2 separate regions of the Mus musculus genome follow, and region 2 is linked to region 1. The links are chromatin contacts, found by Hi-C in ENCODE. All regions are on one chromosome and are shown on one strand. The core of a region is the stretch at or near the end of the contact, and the rest is flanking DNA. Distances in the headings are between cores, read along the strand shown. Region 1 holds the start of Npm1 (nucleophosmin 1). Region 2 holds the start of Pank3 (pantothenate kinase 3).

What was found. Hi-C counts contacts between places; a loop is a spot of excess contacts on that map.
Region 2: a map of v-Abl transformed pro-B cells shows a loop between it and region 1 (5-fold over the local background). The contact joins the promoter of Pank3 here to the promoter of Npm1 in region 1. A Hi-C loop is called at or near these places in 2 of 37 maps with a recorded cell type or tissue (regulatory T cell and v-Abl transformed pro-B cells).

What each region holds. Positions count from the first base shown.
Region 1 is chr11:33,161,569-33,164,519 of GRCm38, reverse strand. It overlaps Npm1 (nucleophosmin 1), which reads left to right and starts at 1,314. Exons shown (of 11, transcript NM_008722.3): 1 at 1,314-1,598; 2 at 2,893-2,951. The coding sequence starts at 1,541.
Region 2 is chr11:35,767,774-35,770,999 of GRCm38, reverse strand. It overlaps Pank3 (pantothenate kinase 3), which reads right to left and starts at 1,505. Exons shown (of 7, transcript NM_145962.2): 1 at 1,053-1,505. The coding sequence starts at 1,080.

The sequences.
Region 1 (2,951 bases), core at 65-2,564:
CTGATCCACTTGCCTGTGCCTCCAGAGTGCTGGGATTAAACCAGCATGAGCTGCATTTAAATAAGCTTCAGAATCCAGAAACAATCAAACTGTCTGGCTTGCACAGGCTCAAGGGGTATCAATGCTTCCTCCTGCACCTTCTCAGTTTGGATGGTCAAATTCTGTTCACCCGTTCTTTCCCACACTATACCCAGTCTATCTCTGTTTATTTTATTATTATTATTATTTTGGTTTTTCGAGACAGGGTTTCTCTGTATAGCCCTGGCTATCCTGGAACTCACTCTGTAGACCAGGTTGGCCTCGAACTCAGAAATCCGCCTGCCTCTGCCTCCCGCAAACTGGGATTAAAGGCGTGCGCCACCACGCCCGACTTTTTTTTTTTTTTTCTCTGTTTATTTACACACACAATTCTTCCAAGTTTCATGATTTTTTCCTTATAGTTGCAAACTGAAATTCACATATTGACAGATATCTCCGAATTTAGGATTTGATACGTAATGGGCTCACATGCATTTATATCTGACACGTCTCTGGAGTCTACAAACATTGGTACCATTATCTACATTCCTCCCCCAAATTCTTAAATATGCTAGCTCCATGTTGAGATAAAAAGATTAGGGCCGCTGTCAGAAAGCACCCAACGCTGAGGGATGTTCGTCAGGATTCATTTTAAAGCGCTAATTCCCAGCCGAAGATTCGTATTAAGGCTCATGAATTTCTAAAAAAGCGATAGGCCTTCATTTGGAATGATGAAGACGGCCTGCGTTTTCTCAGTTCTGCACGCTCTAAAGTTTTAGAAAGATGCTCTTTGGAGGCGACTGACTGGGTTTCTCTTTGGTCCCCAAATGACATAAAGCTGATAATTTTCGTTTTGAAAATGCTGCCTCAGAAAAGAGGTGCAAAAGCATGGCTGCGGGGAAAGTAGCCTAGATCCAGCCACTCCGCCCTGGGCTCCTGAAGCTACGTGAAAACGAAGAGCAAGCCTTCGAGCAAGCCAAATCCTGAGGTGATTATGCTTGTTCCAGGCCTACGGGGAACGGAGGGTGGAGAAAAGAGACGCTCTGTGGTTCCCTGGCTGCAGCCGCCATCTTTCAGGGTGGGCTGCGCACGCTCTCGGCCCTGGGCCCGCGAGCACGAGCGGAGAAGACGTGGAAGCCCTGAAAACCCAGAGCGAGGCCACAAAGAGAAAACGCGCCTGCGCTTGGGCGACAGTAGTGGAGGGACGGGGCCAGAGACGAACGCGCGTGCGCAGTGAGAGCCCGCCAAGCACCTGGAGGAGGAGGGGGGCGAGGTACCTAGGCGTGAGGATGAAAGGCGCACGCGCAAAAGCGCGACTGTGCGGGGAGTGGGAGGGATCCAGAGGAGGCTCGCGGAGGCAGGACTAGCGCAGATCTCGCGAGATCTCCTGCGACCATATATACGTGCGGAGAGCCCGCGTCCTTTCCTTGGCGTGATTCCGTCCTGCGCGTCTGTTCTGTGGAACAGGAGGCAGTTGTTTTCCGTCCGGCTTCTCCCACACCGAAGTGCGCGCCTCCACCTCATGGAAGACTCGATGGATATGGACATGAGTCCTCTTAGGCCTCAGAACTACCTTTTCGGTAACTGACTGGAGGGGGAAGCGTGTGCAGGGCCTGGTGATGGGGGGGGGGGCGGGAGCCCAGCCGAGGCCTGGCGTGTGGGGAACGCGGCGTAGGTGGAGGCCGGAGAGCAAGGAGGAATCTCCCAGGCCTTAGAAGCAGCGGCCTGAACACTAGGAAAGCCGCCGGAAAATGGGGCGGGAGCGGCCCAGCCTGTAGCCTCGGGTGTTAGGAGCGGCCGGCCGGCCGGCGAGGGTGCGACCTTGCCTGTGGCGCGAACTTGAGAGGCGTTTCTCCTGTGCACGAAAGCCCGCACGGTCGCTTCCGAGCTCCTTTTTTTCCTCTTGTGTTGAGCCACGGCAGGCGGCACGGGAGAAAGGGGCCTGTGGAGCGAGGCGAGGCCTACCTCCGCCCTGTTGGGGAGGATACATCTGCAGGCGCTGGGCTTTCCAGGGGCCGCATCTTGTATTCTGTGGCGACCGAGGGCTTCGCCCAGTAACGGGGAATGGTCCGAGCAGGCGCCCTGAGGCAGAAGGGGCAGCAACCCCTAGGAGCACGTGGTTGCCACGTGGTTGGGGGTTAGGGAGGGGGTGTGGGCTCTACATCCGGGCTCTCCGACTCTAGCCAACCTTCAGCCGTGGGATCTTGTGGCTTAGTTAAAAGTTCTGGGAGGGAAATGTTTATTTCATAGCCCGTGGCGTATGGGTTTTTGAGATCTTTGTTCATATCTTTCAGTATCCACAGTGATGGAGCCCCCCCTTTTTAATTTGCCTCTGGTAGGCGGAGTCAGCATCACGTTGCAGATAGCTGTACTGATGGCCCACGTGGCTTAATGTTAGGAGTACCCTTAAATCATCTACCTGGCTCTATCTAGAACTACTTTTTCTTGGGGTGGGGAGAGGGAAGGATCTGTTGAACAGACAAGATTCGCTTTAGCATCAAGGCTTTTGGGGATCACATCTATAGTCTTGCTGCCTACCCTACACCCAGTTTTTGTTTAAAAGAATCAGTTTGTTTTTCAGTGATTCACGTTTTAGCTTTTTAACAGTCCTGAGATTAAAGGAACAGTGAACTCTGCCACTCGTTCATTAATTCTAGTAGTGTTTATACCGATTTCACCATACTACTTTAAAGAGACTCATTAAGTCTACTGTGGAAACCAGCAATGTTGCCTCAATGTAGTTAGTACTATGAGAAAATTAAAGATTTTTTTTTTTAATGTTTCATTTGAGTTGATTTCACAGAACTTTAGGCTTTGGGTTTTGATGTAAGTATCATTGCTAGGTTTGCTTTCTTGTTTTTGTCTTACATACAGGCTGTGAACTAAAGGCTGACAAAGACTATCACTTTAAAGTGGATAATGATGAAAATGAG
Region 2 (3,226 bases), core at 256-2,755, 2.6 Mb before region 1:
TCTTAAGGACCATGCCCTGTAGGTGGAAGGGAAGCAGCACTGCACTTTGAGCCAGTACAAGGAGGGGACTAAAAGTCACTGAAGCAAAGTTCTCTTTCCTCATCTTTAAGCACTGAGAACTCTCACGTTTTAAGTAAATGTTTCTGGACTGCGTTGGAAGCTGAGTCTGTGAGGTTTATGGGAACAGGCAGGGAAGATGTTCATGCCCCCTTTACAGCTGACCTCTAGGCGCAGTTGTAGATGGCATAAAACACTAAAATCTGTAAAACCTCTATGACAGGAACACAGATCCCCACATGCCCAGTTAGTAGAGAATGAAAGAACAACATTCACAAAGACTGAGCCAATAAACAAGCCAACCGCAGGAATAAGAGGCATTTAAAAGACAGCTTGTGAACCTTGATGTGTCTCTCATAACAGGGTTAGAACCTTTGCATGTATATGCATGTACAACTACAGAAAAAAGCTCGAGGTATTTATCACCATATTAATGTGTTCGAAATAGCTGAAATACGATGTTTAACCTTGGTGTTTATCTGCTCCCTAAAACACAAAACCAGCTGATTTTCTAAACTGCCCAAGCCATTAATTTATCTACAGGCAGAGTACATGCACAAGCGTTGAACAGCTCCAAATGCAAGGCTGACAACTCCCAGGAACCCACCTGGACTTCAAGGACACGCGCAGGAAACCCAGAAACTGGGGAAAATGGGAGGGAGGTGGTGTACCAACCCCTATCTGACAGCCATGACTACCTCTTTTCAAGAGGGGCCTGGTAGCTGTGCTCCCATTTTGGTAAAACCCGAGTCAAGATTCTCCCGTGCACCTCCCAGATCTGCAGGAGCAAGAGAGCAGCGGGCAGGGGGACCGCAGGAGCCTGGCCCTCATGCATGGGGGTGGGGAAGCCCGCCGCCTGCAACCTGGGGCTGCAGCGATCCCTCCCTTCCCTCCCTGGCTGGCGTCCGAGAACAGTCGCGAGCTTAAAGCGGGCCGCTCCGCCAGAGGCTCCAAGGCCCGTCTTCCCAACCCACGGGTCCCCGGTCCCATCTTACAGGGTTTTTTGGCATCCTTGATCTTCATGGCGTCGGCCTAAGGCGCGAGGGGTAGCCTCGGGTGCAGAGCTCAGCGAGGAGAGGTGAATACTCCGGAGCTGGCTGGGCCGCGCGGCGAGGCCCGGCCGGTTCCTCCCCTCAGGCCGGGTGGGGCGGGCCTAGGGCGGGGCGGCGGCGCCTGAGGCCACAGGCGGCCCACGGGGCGGCCCAGCAACCCCGCAAGGGGCGGCCGGGACCGAGCGAGCCGGGGAAGGCCGCGGGCCTCGCCGCTCCGTGGCCCCCCGCAGCCGCTCCGAACAAAAGGCCCCGGTCCCCCGAGCCGCCGCCGCCGCCGCCGCCGCACTGAGAAATAGCCCGCCCAGGCCCAGCGCCCACGTGACTCAGGCCTCCTCGCCTCGCTCTCCGCGGGGCTGCTAGGAGTTGTAGTTCTCCGTAGAGTGAGGCTCCACTCTCCTGCGGCAGATGCTCAGGCGGACTACAAAGCCCAGGATGCCTCTCGACCCCTATTTCTAGCCCCCCTCCGCTTCCGGAGATCGCCTCAGAGTGGTCCCAGCGGGGAAGAGGCGGAGCCTTAGTCACGCCAGCAAGGAGGCCGCCAATGGTAGCAAGCCGTGGGCGGTCCTGGCAATTCCCGGGCTCTGGTCTCGTAGCGGCTGAAAGAAGAGAGGGGTTGTGAACTCTGAGGGCGCTGTGGCTGTCACGCAGTCGCAGATTTTCCTCTTGATGGTTTTTCCCTGTGATGGCTGTGTCAAAATTCAGGGGTCCAGACCACTGAATACGTTTGATGAGATAAGTCATCCGCTAAAGGAACACCTTGAATATTGGGGTTGGAAGGTCACTAAAGATGGTAACATTTGCTACATAATTATTATTTAATGTAATGTAGTCTAGCAGCCTTTTGAGTCACATGCGAGTTTTATTTACTGTGAAGATACGGCAGGAACGAGGCAGTCGAAACACTTGAAAGTTGTAGTATGGTCGTGGTGCAACGCCTTTAATCCCTGAACTCTGTGGAGGCAGAGGCAGGCAGATCTCTGGAAATTCGAGGCCAGCCTGGTCTACAGAGCGAGTTCCAGGACACCCAGAGCTACAGAGAAACCCTGTCTCATAAAACAAAACGTTTGAAAGCACATGCCTTTCAGGTTCCTCACAGGATCTCTCTAGTCTAGCTCCTCATTATAAAGAGGAAAGTGACTTTCAGAGAAAAGAATTAGATGCACCAGTTCTCAGAATAAACCCAGGATACCCTTTTCTCTACGCCTCTTGTGATTTGAGATCATCCATCGGAAAAGGAAGAGATGGTATCAAGGACATGGCCTCTCCTCCACTTTTATGTCTTAGATGGCAAAGAATTCAGTCATTGACAATATGTGGCTTGGTAGGAACCTCCATGTGCTTGCCCCTGGGGAGTTGGCCCTGGAAGATAGCATTCCAAGAAACAATCTAACTGGCGAGCTCTGCTGTCCTGCCTTTGCTGATTGCTATAGTTTGGATTTAGTTGCTCTAAGCCAAAATTCACACTGAGGCTTCATTTCTCAATGAAGTAGTGTGAGAAGGTGGGGCCTTCAGGAAGTGACTGGGTAATGGGGACACCAGTCTTGCGGTTGATCAATGACTTTCTCTAGAGACTGTATTACATCTCATGGGACTAGGTTAGAGCTTATGGGAATGAGTTGGGTCTGGCAGGTCTGGTTTAATTACTGTGTACTGGTGGATATAATGGAAAGTTAGCTTTGGTGTTCTGGCGACTTTCAGATTCACTTGACATTCTTCTTTGGATTTTACCGTGTAATGTTTGTCAGACCACCCCTGCCTCCAAAGGGTAACTAAACACCCTCCTCCCCCATAACATACCAAGTCTCAAGTATTTAGATATAGGCAACACAAGACAGACTGAAACAGTTGATAAAGCAAGGGCAGAGAGAGAGAGAAGCCAGGTGTGTGGTAGTGGCTCATGCCTTTAATCCCAACATAGACAGGCAGATTTCTGAGTTCCAGGCCAGACTGGTCTACAGATCAAGTTCCAGGAAGGCCAGGGCTACACAGAGACACCCTATTGGGGGCTGGAAAGGGGGAGATAAGAAAGGACCAGGGCGATGGTGGCCCATACTTTTAATCCTAGTTCTGGGGAGGCAGGTACAGGCAGATCTCTGTGAGTTCCAGGACAACCAAGA